Regions from separate parts of the Homo sapiens genome. Here region 2 is linked to region 1. The links are chromatin contacts, found by Hi-C or POLR2A ChIA-PET in ENCODE. All regions are on one chromosome and are shown on one strand. Each heading gives the region's core, a stretch centred on a gene start or an enhancer-like site at or near the end of the contact. The rest is flanking DNA. Distances are from core to core; before and after follow the strand shown.

Region 1 (6,518 bases), core at 2,651-5,150:
CAACACTGGGAAGTATCAATCTTTCAGTTGCTAACAACTTGGCAATTTTTAAAGGCAACTGGTGGTTTCATTTCTTATTTAATTATGAATGAGGATTAGAATTTTTTCAGGATGTTTGGTCACTTTTCTCTCTCTCTCTCTTTTTTTTTTTTTTTTTTTTTTTTTGCAAATAACCTGTTCAAATCCTTTACCCATTTTTCTAGAGGATTGTTCGTCTTTTGGATTGATTTATATGAGCCTTCTGCAAATTAAGAAAAAGAGGCCTTTGTGTGGCAAATACCCTTCCTTCAGTTTGTTATTTTTATTTTGTTTATTGGTATGTTTGCCCATAGAAGCGTCTAGTTTTTATGACTCTTACTTGTCCATCTACTCCTCTACAGCTACTAAATTCTGGGGTCTGTTCACAAAGGCCTTCCTTAGCCTCTGATTATGAATAAATTCCCTTACGTTTTCCTGTAGAATTTTTATGATTTTAATTTTTATGTTGAATCTTTGAACCATGTGAAAATTATTTTGGTATGAAGCATGAAGTAGAGATTGCTCCCGAATGGCTAGCCAGTTGTTCCAGCGCCATCTGTTAGATGGCCCCATTTCATTTCCAGCCTGTCTCTGCCCTTAGGGCTACACGGCTCTGTGGAGTCACCAGAGTGGGGCCCACAGAAGTGCCACGTTGCTTTCCCCGGGTCTGCCAGGACCGCTCAAAGGCCTGTGTCCTCAGGGAAGCAGAGAATCACGCCACCGAGAGACAGAAAGGGCACCACCCTCTGCTAGACACACAGAACAACAGTCTCCCAGTCCTGAGAAGTGGGACGCACGTTCAATGCCTTCCCTGTGAAGGAAAAAGAAAAGAAAGAACTGTCAGGGGAGGGCATACTCACCATATACAAAGTAGGAAGACGGCCACACCCATATGTATGAAAACACACATGCATACACACACCAAATATGTACACATGCACTACGCACATACACATACATGTGTACACACATGCATACACAGGTACATAGACACATCTCTCACACATCACATACAACGAGTTTCTCCAGTAGGGGGCATCTAGTCCTAAACAGCCCTCTCAATAACAGGAACTCCAAGAACGGTGAAGCCAGTGTTTCTCAAATAATATCCAGACTCCTTTGCAAAGATCAAAAAAAACTGGAAGACCCCCAAGAATATATCTGCAAGACTCCAATTTGAAAATAAAACAAAATAACATGAAGAAAGTACCAAAGATTTATTCTATAAAGATCTTCCAATTGCAAATTAACACATATTTACAACTGGTTTTAAAAAAAAAAAAAAGATTAAATCATTATTAAAAAGAAAAATGTAATTTATTTTTAGTCTCTCTTTGTTGCCCAGGCTGGAGAGCAGTGGCATGATCTGGGCTCACTGCAGCCTCCGCCTCCTGGGTTCAAGCAATTCTCATGCCTCAGCCTCAAGAGAGGCAATTCTCAAGCCTCAGCCTCCCAAGTAGCTGGGATTACAGGCATGCACCACTATGCCCGACTAATTTTTTGTATTTTTAATAGAGATGGGGTTTTGCCATGTTGGCCAGGCTGGTCTCAAACTCCTGAGCTCAGGCAATCTGCCTGCCTCGGCCTCCCAAAGTGCTGGGATTACAGGCGTGAGCCACCACGCCCGGCCAGATCTGCAATTTAATATCTTTCCATATGTGTGAGTAAAAGAAGCCTTTCTCCATTTATTGCTGCCTCTAGTTCTCTCTCTACTAGTTCAGCAGGGCCAAGCTCCAGGCAACAAAATGGAATTCTCCTTTTTGCCTTGTCCTTTTATCTTTTTATGTTTTTCTAATTAAAATGTTTTATGATTTTTGCTGGAAATAGTTAAAAATCATTATTATGATTATAGTAATGATTTATTATGTCTACTATTATAAAAGTCGACAATTCAGAAAATAGAGATTTAAAAAAAAATGTAAGCCATCCCCTCTCTTTGACAGATAATATCCCTTTTGTGGTGGGCTTCTTTCTGGCCTGTTTCTTTACTGAAGTATTTCCTGTAAATACCCGGCAAGGGTCAGCCCCGCTGCAGTCACTCAGCACCTGTTGCCCTGCAGGGCTCCAGGGACCCAGGCTGACCTGGTAGCTCTGTCTTACCTCTCAGAGGCTGGAGCTGTGAAAAGGTTGGCCTGGAGTCTTTGACCCAGTTTTCTTCAAAGTGTTCTTCCAGAAGCATTGTCTATTGTTTTCTGAACTCTCAAGGTTAGAGTGGCTGGGGACCCTTAGGACACTCTATCCCTCCCTGAGACTAGAATGGGATTGAGGGGTGCTCATGACCCTCCCAGCCCAGTTAGCTCCCCGCCTGCTCCACACCAGCCCTGCTGGTTCAGGGTCACGAAGCCTGGCCTTGGGCCAGGACAGTCCCCTTTTCTGGTCAGCAGCCCAGTGGGTGACTAAGGCTGAAAGGCACAGATGGAGGATCCCAGCTTCCTCCCTGGCTCTGTCCCCGCCAGGGTATGTGACCTCCAACAGCCCCTCTGGGACTGTACCCACCTGAAGTTGTGGTGGTCCTCCTGGCTTGAAGGGTTTCTCACCCCTGCCCCGCCCTCTCCTCCGCTCAGAGTCAGACTCACAGGGCCACTGGTGGCTCTCCCCATCTTCTCCAGTGCCTCATTTCCCTCACACAGGGAAATCTGTCTCATAGGACCTAGAGTAACGTACAAATATGGAAAATAAAAATACTAAGTGGCCAGGCTCAGTGGCTCATGCCTGTAATCCCAGCACTTTGGAAGGCCAAGGGGGCCAAATCACCTGAGGTCAGGAGTTCGAGACCGGCCTGACCAACATGGCAAAACCCCTGTCTCTACTAAAAATACAAAAATTAGCTGGGCGTGGTGGTGGGTGCCTGTAATCCCAGCTACTTGGAAGCTGAGGCAGGAGAATCACTTGAACCCGGGAGGCAGAGGCTGCAGTGAACCAAGATCGTGCCACTGCACTCCAGCCTGGGTGACAGAACAAGACTCTATCTCATAATAATAATAATAATAAGTAAGACCCAGGTTTCTGTCTGTCTTCATCAGAAGTACAGACCACACAGATGGTTACGAAATTTGCAAGACTTATTTGGGATGATCTGACTTACAATATGGGCCAAGTGACCTTTACAAAATTCGTTTTGCAGGTTTCAGGGGTCCCTCAAACATCTGGGCTGTCATCCTTCGGAGAGACTGGAACTGAGACACAAGGAGAGACCTAGTGATGTGGGAGAGTTAGGAGAAGAAGCAGTGATTTCAAACGCATGCCCCTCACACGGAAGAAGGGCAGGGGGAAAGCCATGCAGGTGTGGGCGTGGCACTTGAGCAGCCTCTCCCATGGGCACCCAGTGGTTAATGCACAATGTTTAGCACGTCGCCCAGGGAGGCCATCCCCTTCCGCTACCCCTTTCATGGCAAATGCTGAAACATCGTTGAAGACTCCTCTCAAGGGTCTCCTCTTCCAGGAAGCCTTCGGTCAGGAATAGGTGCCCCTTCTGGCTCCTCCTAGCCTGAAAGCCAACATGAAATCTCCCTGGGCTGAGCTGAGTCGTCATATTTTGTTGTTGTTGTTGCTGTTGTTTTACTATGCCTGTGAGACAAGTTCAGAGTCATGCTTTTGATCAAGACCAGAAAATATACTACCTTGGCTCCATCAGCATCTTTTCCTCACCACACCCAGAATTTGCCTGTCCCCCGAAGGAAGCTCCAACGGCTGTCAAGCCTGAGCATCCAGACCGTAAAGCAAAGAGAAATGGGCCGGGAGGAATGGAGTGACAGGGCGGGGCCCATTTGCCTAGAGGTGCTTTGGGCTGCCCGGTCACAGAGGGTGACTCACTCCCCCAGACAGGAGGGGAGTGGCACCAGGGGACCATTGGGCTGGGCAGGGGAGCCTTTGTGGTGAGAGCCTGTCCCTGCCTTAAGTGCCTACTGGATCCCGGGAGCCTGGGCTGGGGCCTGGGCACTGCTTCCTCCTTGGCCCCTCAGGCCCTTGGAAGCAGAGAGAGAACCTCTTGCAGATCCCAGGCTCGTCCCCAGCACAGCAGACACCAGGAAGGTGGCCAGAGCCTCACTGAGCCGAACCGACGGCCGCCCACCCACCCAGGCTGGAGCCATGGATAAATTCCGCATGCTCTTCCAGCACTTCCAGTCAAGCTCGGAGTCGGTGATGAATGGCATCTGCCTGCTGCTGGCTGCGGTCACCGTCAAGCTGTACTCCTCCTTTGACTTCAACTGTCCCTGCCTGGTGCACTACAATGCACTCTACGGCCTGGGCCTGCTGCTGACGCCCCCGCTCGCCCTGTTTCTCTGCGGCCTCCTCGCCAACCGGCAGTCTGTGGTGATGGTCGAGGAGTGGCGCCGGCCCGCAGGGCACCGGAGGAAGGACCCAGGCATCATCAGGTGCGGTCCCACACCACTCAGTGACCCATGAGCTTTGCCAGGGGCTCCCCAGCCACCCCACAGGCACTGTCAAGTGCACCCCCAGACCCCAACCATTCTCATTATCAGGGGATTCTCCACCCACCCTACAGGTACTGCCAGGTGCGCCCTCTCCTTTCCCCAACTAGGAATTATCGGCTCACAGAGAGCCACTTGCCAGTTTCCACTCTGGAAACATATTTCTGTTCCTATCGTTTGTCACCTTTCCGTGGCCAGTGCTGTAAACATAGGAATGACACAGGATTCCCAATTACCCAGGCCACTCTAGGGGCTGCGGGAAAACTTCCTCTTTGCCCTCTGAAGCTCTGCTGAAAATCAACTGACAAAAGGCAGATTAATAAGAGAAAAGGCATACAAATTTATTTGATTACCGTTTTATGTGCCACAGAACCTTCAGAATAAAGACCTAAAGATACAGAGGAAATGGTTCATTTTTATGCTTAGGTTCAACAAGGTTTGGATAGCCACGCAGAAATAGAATTGGATTAAAAAAGGGATGAACTGATGTTATAGACGGAGTGGGGAAACTCAGCAAGGCCATCTAGGTTCTTCTTGGCCTCTCTATACAGTGTTCCTTTCTCCCAGACACGGGGCAGGACCCTCTCTAGAAGGGAGTCTTATGATCTACAATGAAACTAGGTAGGTCAGATCATTTCTTTACGGCCAGTTTTCAGACAGAAAGGCGGGGGGAAATTAGAATCATATTTTTAGGTTTTATGGTGGCAGCTTTGGAGAAAAGGAGTTCTGGTTTCTATGACCCACCTTGGGGAAGATGGATTCTAGTTTCTATGGCTAGCCTTGGGGGAAAATAAGGAGCCAGAGATTGGGTGGGGGGGCCAGGCGCGGTGGCTCTCACCCGTAATCCCAGCACTTTGGGAGGTCGAGGCGAGTGGATCACCTGAGGTCAGGAGTTCGAGACCACTCTGGCCAACATGGCAAAACCCCCATCTCTACTAAAAAATATAAAAAATTAGCTGGGCGTGGTGTTGGGCACCTGTGGTCCCAGCTACTCAGGAGGCTGAGGAAGGAGAATCGCTTGAACCTGGGAGGCAGAGGTTGCAGTGAGCTGAAATCGTGCCACTGCACTCCAGCCTGTGCGACAGAGCAAGACTCAAAAAAGACAAAAAAAGAAAAGAAAATGCTAAAGCCACCACTGCCTAGAACATATTTACAGCTCACACTGGGTAGGCCATGCACGCACACACCTGGCACACACCATTGGATGTTTTGTGTACAATCCAATTCAGAAACAACATCTGCATCCGGTGCACCCTCAGCCTCTGTTCCATGTTCTCAGGGATCACATCTCCCTGCAATTCAGCTGTGCAGGGTGGGTCACAGGCACTGGGTGTGTCCTTGGCCTTTTCCTCTGGGGTCCAGTGGGCACAGCTCCACTGGGCTCCTGTCCTGTGGCCAATACCCAGTCGAGGTCACTACAGGCAGGGGCAGAGTTGATCTGGAAAGGCGCCTGAGGCCGGTCAGAGGGTGGGCTCCTGGGATGCCTTGTGGGTAGGGGTGTTAGAGGTGCTGCTTTTGGAGGGTTACTGGGCAGGGCTGTCTTAGCTTAGGCTCTCCTCCAAAAGCAGGCTCTGAAAGAATGTGATAATGAGTGGGCAACTGGGGCTTAATCCTTCAGGGGACCCCCTAAGGGCATGCATAGAACACATCTCAGAATTTTCCCACTGAGGATTTAAGAAGCTGGGATATTTATCCACAAGGCCCCATCCCTCTGGGGTTGAAGGTTGATTTGGGGGTTAACTTTTCAGTGCTTCCAGCCTACCCCTCTCTGGAGCAAAAAATCCTCCAAAGCCCCAGGGGCAGAACAATGCAGATGCTTGAGGTAGGAGGCCCTCAGGCCCTCCAGGTGAATAGAACCAGCCACTGCACCCACAGATGCCTCTGGCATGGGCAGGGCACCAGCAGTGTCTGCTGTAAGGCCTAGGGCAAGAGGAATACCAAGTCCTCAGTGCTCCAGTCCTGGGGATCCCAGGGGCCCCTGCCCTCCTTTCTGCCTGTCTCTGTCACTGGGACCTCTACACTGGGAGCTGCAGTCTGATGTAACCCAGCCTGGGACTTCCCAGCAGT
Region 2 (6,518 bases), core at 1,538-4,037, 190 kb before region 1:
AGGGGGTCTGCCACTTGCTGTGCCCTCTGCCTCCCCAGTCAGATCTGAACATGGGGCCCTTTGCTGAGTGATGACCACGTAGCTCAGCGTGTAAGCACGTGTGCTCTGGACCCAGGGTGTGTGGGTCTGAATTCCAGCTCTGCTACGTCCTGGCCATGCTGCCTTGGGTGGGGTGTGTAACCTCCCTAAGGGGAAGCCATCCCACCTCGTGGGGAGCCTGGCACACAGAAAGTGCTCAGGCAGTGGTGGGGCTTTCGCCATCTTCAGCCTTATCTCAATTGGCCGTCTCAGTGAGAGAGCCCAGCCAAAGATGGTTCATCTCACTTTAGGCAGGTAAACTGAGGCAGAGAGCAGCGGGCCCTGACACCCAACCCTCATTTCCAGTGATCTCACTGGGGAGCTGCAGATTTGGGGCAGGGGGTGGGGCAGTTCTGTGACTGTGACTGAGGGTGGGTCACAGCCCCCATGCCCAGCAATCCAGAGCTTGGCCTGCCTGGCTGAGATGGCCCTCAGGGACTAGGGCCTTGGCCTGTGTCTGGGAGGAGCTGGGCAGGGGTCAGGGACTTGCCTTCAACCTTTAGTCTTATGGGACCATGGCAGAGAATCCCGGACAGCAGGGTTCTCAGCTCCTGGATGGAGATGGTCGGAGGAGGGATGGAATTTCCAGAAGGGTCTTCTATGGGACCCCTCCATTTTTGAGGCTGTTACACACCCTGACCCTCTAGCCCCAAACCTGAGAGCAGAGGTTCAGGCTGGGGGAATAGGGGACAAAGCAGAAGGGTGGGAGCTGAGTGGGGTGGTGGGGCTGGGCCAGCCCCAGTGTTTAGAGCCCAAAGCCCAGCCCCTACTGCTGCAGCTGTGGGCGGGGAATGGGAGGTAAACGTGTTGGGAGGAGTCCAGAGGAGAAGAGAAGGCAGTGGGTCGGAGGGCGTTGCAATCTCCTTCTGGAGTTTCCTGTGACGAGGGCCTGGGCCTGAGCTAATCACTGGGCTCCTGTCCCTTTTTCCCCTCTCCACACGCCAGTGAGCCAGAGCCCACTTGGCCCACAGCAATACATTTTATTCACCAAACGTATAGCGGAGGGGCCAGCAGTCCCAGTCCAGCCTGGGAGGAACCAGTTATAAGGGGCTAGAGGGACTTTTGTAGGATGCCCAGGGTTGGGGAGTCGTGGGGAGCCTGGGGTGGAGGCCAGCACAGGGCCTTACTAGCTCTGTGACCCTGGGGAGGACACTTAACCACGTCTCAAGATGATCCCAGCTGTTTGGAGTGAGAGGCCCAGGGGAGGCAGTGTGGGCTGGGGGAAAACCCAGCCAGACTGCGAGTCCAGGGCCAGAGTCTCTCTGGGCCTTGGTTTCTCCATCTGGAGGGTTGGAGGGTTCTTTGAGATATGAGACAGGAAACTCAGAGGTAAGGGCTGATGTTGGAGATCCTTATAGATCAGGGGCCTCAGGTTGCTTAGCCTGGCATCCCCCCAGAGTAGGCCCAGGGGGCTCTGAGCTGCCTCTCAATCCAGCTGGCAAGTACCCGTTACCTGCTGAAGGTAGGGTCTGGGAGGGGCATGTTGCAGGGACACAGCCCCCGGCCTCCCTTCCCCACCCTTCTCCTGGCACCTGCAGCCCTGGCACCGAGCTGCCTGCTGGTGAGCCCACGAAGGAACCAACAGCTTTGCTGCTCCTCAGATCTCCCATTCCCTCCACTTGCTTTAAAATGACCATCTATGATTTCCATAGGACTTGAAGCCCCGTCACTTCATTCCGTGCTCAGAACAATTCCCATGAGGTAGGAACTGCTATTGTTCCTGTTTCCAGATGACACTAAAGCTCAAGAGAGGTTACGTGTCCTCCCCAGGATCTCAGAGCTAGTAAGGGCAAAGCAGGACTGGACCTCAGACCTTTGGACTCTAATTCTAAGCATTTCCATCATGAATTTCAGGTAATTACTATGTCCCATGTCATGTCCTGAGGCACCAGTCCTGGAGTGTCGAGAGACTCTTGTCCAAGGCACATACTTTGGTTGGGGAGCAATGCCCAACATAAAGTCCAGGAGGGAACAGAAAAGAGGGAACAAGAGTGATCAGGAGCCTCCTGGAGGACAGAGATGCTTGGGGAGAATTGGGAAACTGGGATTGGTAGAGAGAAGGGAAAGCATTCCAGCAGGGGGCAGCAGCTAGAGCACAGACTTGGAAAGTAAGAAGCTGCATGGAGCAGTGGTGTTGGGTGTTGGCGCCTAGTGGGTGCTCGATACATGTGTTGAATCATGAATGATGTATTGAATGGTGGTGTGGGGGACGGGGATCAAGGAACTTGGGGAGCTCAGATTGGCAAGAAAGACTGGGCTTGAATTTGTCCTTTATAGGCAAGAGGGAGCCGTGGAAGGCGTTGGAGCATGGGACTGACTTGGCAAAAGCCCAGTTGAGAAGTTTAAGTTGGCAGCCAGGGTTCCATCCAGGTGGTAGTTGAAGGAATGCAGATGTGAGGCAAGGGTGGGGCAGGGGTCCAGGGGACCCCTGGGACCCCAGCAGGTCCAGCCAGGGGCTCTGTAATAAAGCACAAGGGTCCATCTCTGGATCAGACTCATGCAAAGGCCCCTTCCAACCCAGGAGAGGCTCTGCTGTCTAGAAGAGGTACACCCCTTCTCCATGCTCCTGCCAAGCACTCCTCATCTAAAGACACCAGGCTCCCTCCACTGCCCCCTCCCCACTCAGGCAGACTCCTCCAGCCCCTAGTTCTGCAGGCCTTGGCTGAGAGGGGATCCAGAGTGGCCTCTGTGGGATGACATCACCGCCCACTGCCTGCCTGGCCTGCAAGTGGTTTCTCATCTGGATACCTGCTCGCAGCTCCCGCCCGCCCGGCTGCCCTGGCCAGGGAACACCCTAAGAGGCAGCTGCCAGAGGGAAGAGCTGGGAGCCTGCCTGTGCAACGGGAGGGAAGGGCAGCCAGAAGGACAGAGTGTCCGTGTGTCCATCCCACAGCCTTTGGAGCAGCTCCTGAGAGAGGCCATAGCCTGTCTGTGCTTTCCAATGCCTAGAGAATATTTCCTTAACTTTTCTACCTGTGTCCCAGAGAGTCAGCCTTCAGGAAGGTCAGGCCAATTTTCCAGGAAAGTGGTGGGGGGAAGGGGTGTGGGGGTGTGGATTTAACTCTGCTTTGAAACCCTGCCTCAGATTTTCTTGGCTTGGATTAAAATGAGCTGATGTCTGTCCACTCCCCAGCACCTCCTGCTCGTCCTCCAGGCATCTTCTGGCCACAAAGCTGGGGCTTCTTTCTCCTCCTTACCTCAGTTTCCCCATCTCCCCTTTCTCCCTTCGAGTTTGGCTCATTTTCCCATATTCCCATATCAGAGTCAAGGTATTCATATTGACACCACAAACCAATGAGTCCCTCTGTTCATCTTTCTGCCAGTTCACGCGTTTCACTGGTTCATTTCACACTTATTGAGTGCCTGCCACCTAACAGGCACTGTGGTCTGGTCAGTAGAGGTGGCAAGAGTCAACTAGAAACCCATACTCTAGGCCAGGCGTGGTGGCTTATGCCTATAATCCCAGCACTTTGGGAGGCCAAGGCGGGCAGATCACTTAAGGTCAGGAGTTCAAGGCCAGCCTAGCCAACATGGTGAAACTCCATCTCTACTAAAAAATACAAAAAAAAATTTAGCCAGGTATGGTGGTGGGCACCTGTAATCCCAGCTACTCGGGAGGCTGAGGCTGGAGAATTGCTTGAACCTGGGGGGCGGAGGTTGCAGTGAGCCGAGATTTTGCCACTGCACTCCAACCTGGGCGACAGAGCAAGACTCCGTCTCAAAAAAAAAAAAAAGAGAGAGAAAGAAACCCATACTCTAGTCTTTATTAAGCAGCCGCTGTGTCCCAGGTACCTGGGATGTAATGGGCCCTTCCCTAGGGACCAGGCGCCGGTGGCCCATTATAGGCCACATACAGTGCAGAAGTTAAGATCATAGGCAGTGGTGTCAGGTGGGCTTGGGTTCAATCCCAGCTGTGTGACCTTAGAGAATTCACTTACCCTCATGAGGCTTGCTTTGCCCATGCGTGAAACGGGGCCATCACAGGACCTACTGCATGGGGTTGCTCTGAGGATTGGACGAGGCAGCTCGATGCTGTTGGATGCCTCCAAGTCAGCACTGATGAAGGCTTGCTGTCACTATTGCTATGATCTGGCCATACTCAGGCCTTGCGGGCTCTCTAACCTGCCACAGAACTCTCTATTCTTGTTTGTTGCTGGAGCCTTTCTTTCCCACTCTTCTCATCCAGTGCCCCCACACTGGGAAAGGAGGCCCCATTTCTCGTAGGGCAGGGATGGCCCTTTTTGTGCCGGGTGCGCTTAAGAAGTGCTGTTGGCCACAGAGGCTCCAGGCATGGAACAGGCACTGCTGTTCCCCTAGGGGCACAGTGGGAGGTAGTCCGTCAGCGCAGCACCCGGCGCTGCCTCTGCCCAGCTGGCAGGGGCAGGCACAGAAGCTGGCATGCCTAAGTACAGAGGCGGGGCAGGCCCTACTGCCCGGCTGTTGGTTGCATTTCTGCCTGAAATACAATCCCGGCTTTAGCAGGGCTGCTCGGGACTGTGCACGTGCGAATGTATGTGGCACACTCAGCTGTGCAGGGTCCCTTCTGCTTCTCCAAAGGGCTGAGATGGGCCTGCAGGGCCCACACCTCATGGGAGAAAACTGCCGGGGGGCAGTGGGTTTCTTTCCCTGGAAGGAGGCCTCCCTTTGGGATTTCCTAGAGTTCTGTGGCCATTGCCGTCTGCCCTAGGTTGGAGGGAGCCTCCCCCTACAGAAGGACCCAAAGATCTAAGTAGTGCTTCTTGCACCTGGGTGCACACAAGCACCATAGGGACACAGGGGGGATGTCCAAAAACTACTCATGCCTGAGTCCCAGACCAAAGAAACCTGTCTCTCTGGAGCCCAGCATCAGTACTTTTAAAAAGCTCCCTGGGTGATTCTGTGCTTCCAAGTTGAGGATTACTGTGCTAGAAGAACCAGACTGATGGAAACAAATCAGAGGCAGTTATTCTGCAATGGAAAGACAGATGGGCTTGGGCCTGAACAAAATCATACTGAATGAATGTGATGCTCTTCATAGCAGCTGTGGGAGCTAGAGTCGTCTCTTGCCTGCTGTAGAGGGGCCTCTGGTTAGTCTTTTGTGAAATGGAAGATAAGGGGGATGTTGTGGGCATGAAATGGGGCGGTTAATGTGCCTGGCACATCACATTTGCCAAGTCAAACTCAGGCGTGTGGGGAATGTGGCTATAGGCTGAGGCACCAAGGGGGCTGTGTGGAACTTGGAGACCCTCAGCAATTTTTGTAGCCAGGCTAGTGACATGAAGCCCCCTAGCCTTCAAGGAGATTGGCAGACATATAGTTTATGCCAGTCGCAGTGGCCTATGCCTATAATCCCAGCACTTTGAGAGACTGAGGCGGGAGGATCACTTGAGCCCAGGAGTTCAAGACCAGCCTGGGCAACAAAGTGAGACCTCAGCTCTACAAAACATAAAAAAATTAGCCGGGTATGGTGGTGTGTGCCTTTGGTCCCAGCTACATGGGAGGCTGAGGTGGGAGGATTGCTTGAATCCAGGAGGTCAAGGCTGCAGTAAGCCATGATTGCACCACTGCATTCCAGCCTGGGCAACAAAGACCCTGTCTCAAAAAAAACAAAAGTATACTAGGAATTCCCTTTGGGCTGGGGGTGGTCTGAGAAGGCTTCCTGTAGGAGGTGACTAGTCCATTTCTGGCTAGTGGATCCTTTTCACTCCTAGCTAAAAGCACATCATAGGCCGGGCGCGGTGGCTCACGCCTGTAATCCCAGCACTTTGGGAGGCCGAGGCGGGTGGATCATGAGGTCAGGAGATCGAGACCATCCTGGCTAACAAGGTGAAACCCCGTCTCTACTAAAAATACAAAAAATTAGCCGGGCGCGGTGGCGGGCGCCTGTAGTCCCAGCTACTCGGGAGGCTGAGGCAGGAGAATGGCGTGAACCCGGGAAGCGGAGCTTGCAGTGAGCTGAGATTGCGCCACTGCAGTCCGCAGTCCGGCCTGGGCGACAGAGCGAGACTCCGTCTCAAAAAAAAAAAAAAAAAAAAAAAAGCACATCATATTTTAAGTGTCTTATCCCCCCCCGCCCCCCCCCCCGCCAATAATGGTGATGGGAAGAGTTGAAGTGCAGAGGTTTAAGCAGCATCCAGTGCCACTCAGCTAGGAAGCTAAAAGGGCACCCAGCCTGTCTGCCTTCCTGCCTGGTGCCTGCTTAGCAAATGTCGTGCTGGTCCAGTGGCTGAGGAGGACAGAGAAGCTGCTTGCTCCTGGGAGTCCACCTGCCCTCCCTCTGCTGCACCCAGCTTTTGACCCCTCAAGCCCCTCAAACTGCCGGGGCCTGACCACAAGCCCCGGCACTGAAAGGCAGAGAGAAACTGAGTCAGTCTCTGCAGCCAGAGGGCCCTCTCTGGAAGCAGGGCTGGGGGCAGGCCTGAGGCTGGTCCGACTGTACCCGGCCTGGGCTCGGTGGCAGC

Evidence for each region. A loop is a pair of places that touch in the nucleus more often than their neighbours do. ChIA-PET counts read pairs that join two places held with the same protein, here RNA polymerase II (POLR2A). Pooled maps may share reads with other maps.
Region 2: a map of sigmoid colon shows a loop between it and region 1 (2.0-fold over the local background). The contact joins the enhancer-like site here to the promoter of CALHM3 in region 1. A Hi-C loop is called at or near these places in 1 of 168 maps with a recorded cell type or tissue (sigmoid colon), 3 of 37 single-sample maps with no recorded cell type and 7 of 50 pooled maps. POLR2A ChIA-PET finds 5 or more read pairs at or near these places in 1 of 52 experiments (Panc1).

The regions. Positions count from the first base shown.
Region 1 is chr10:103,476,622-103,483,139 of GRCh38, reverse strand. It overlaps CALHM3 (calcium homeostasis modulator 3), which reads left to right and starts at 3,900. Exons shown (of 3, transcript NM_001129742.2): 1 at 3,900-4,394. The coding sequence starts at 4,108. NEURL1-AS1 (NEURL1 antisense RNA 1) reads left to right here. Exons shown (of 4, transcript NR_120675.1): 4 at 3,143-3,537. RefSeq lists enhancers at 5,342-6,236, 6,237-6,518.
Region 2 is chr10:103,661,965-103,668,482 of GRCh38, reverse strand. The region is part of intron 7 of SH3PXD2A (SH3 and PX domains 2A); the gene reads left to right. It overlaps LOC124902495 (a long non-coding RNA gene), which reads right to left. Exons shown (of 2, transcript XR_007062276.1): 2 at 2,332-2,536. Among named protein-coding and RNA genes, the nearest start is that of SH3PXD2A-AS1, 82 kb to the left of the region's middle. Within about 2 kb of position 2,787, at least 3 of the 41 ENCODE cell types and tissues checked have a DNase peak (open chromatin) inside an H3K27ac peak, as active enhancers do.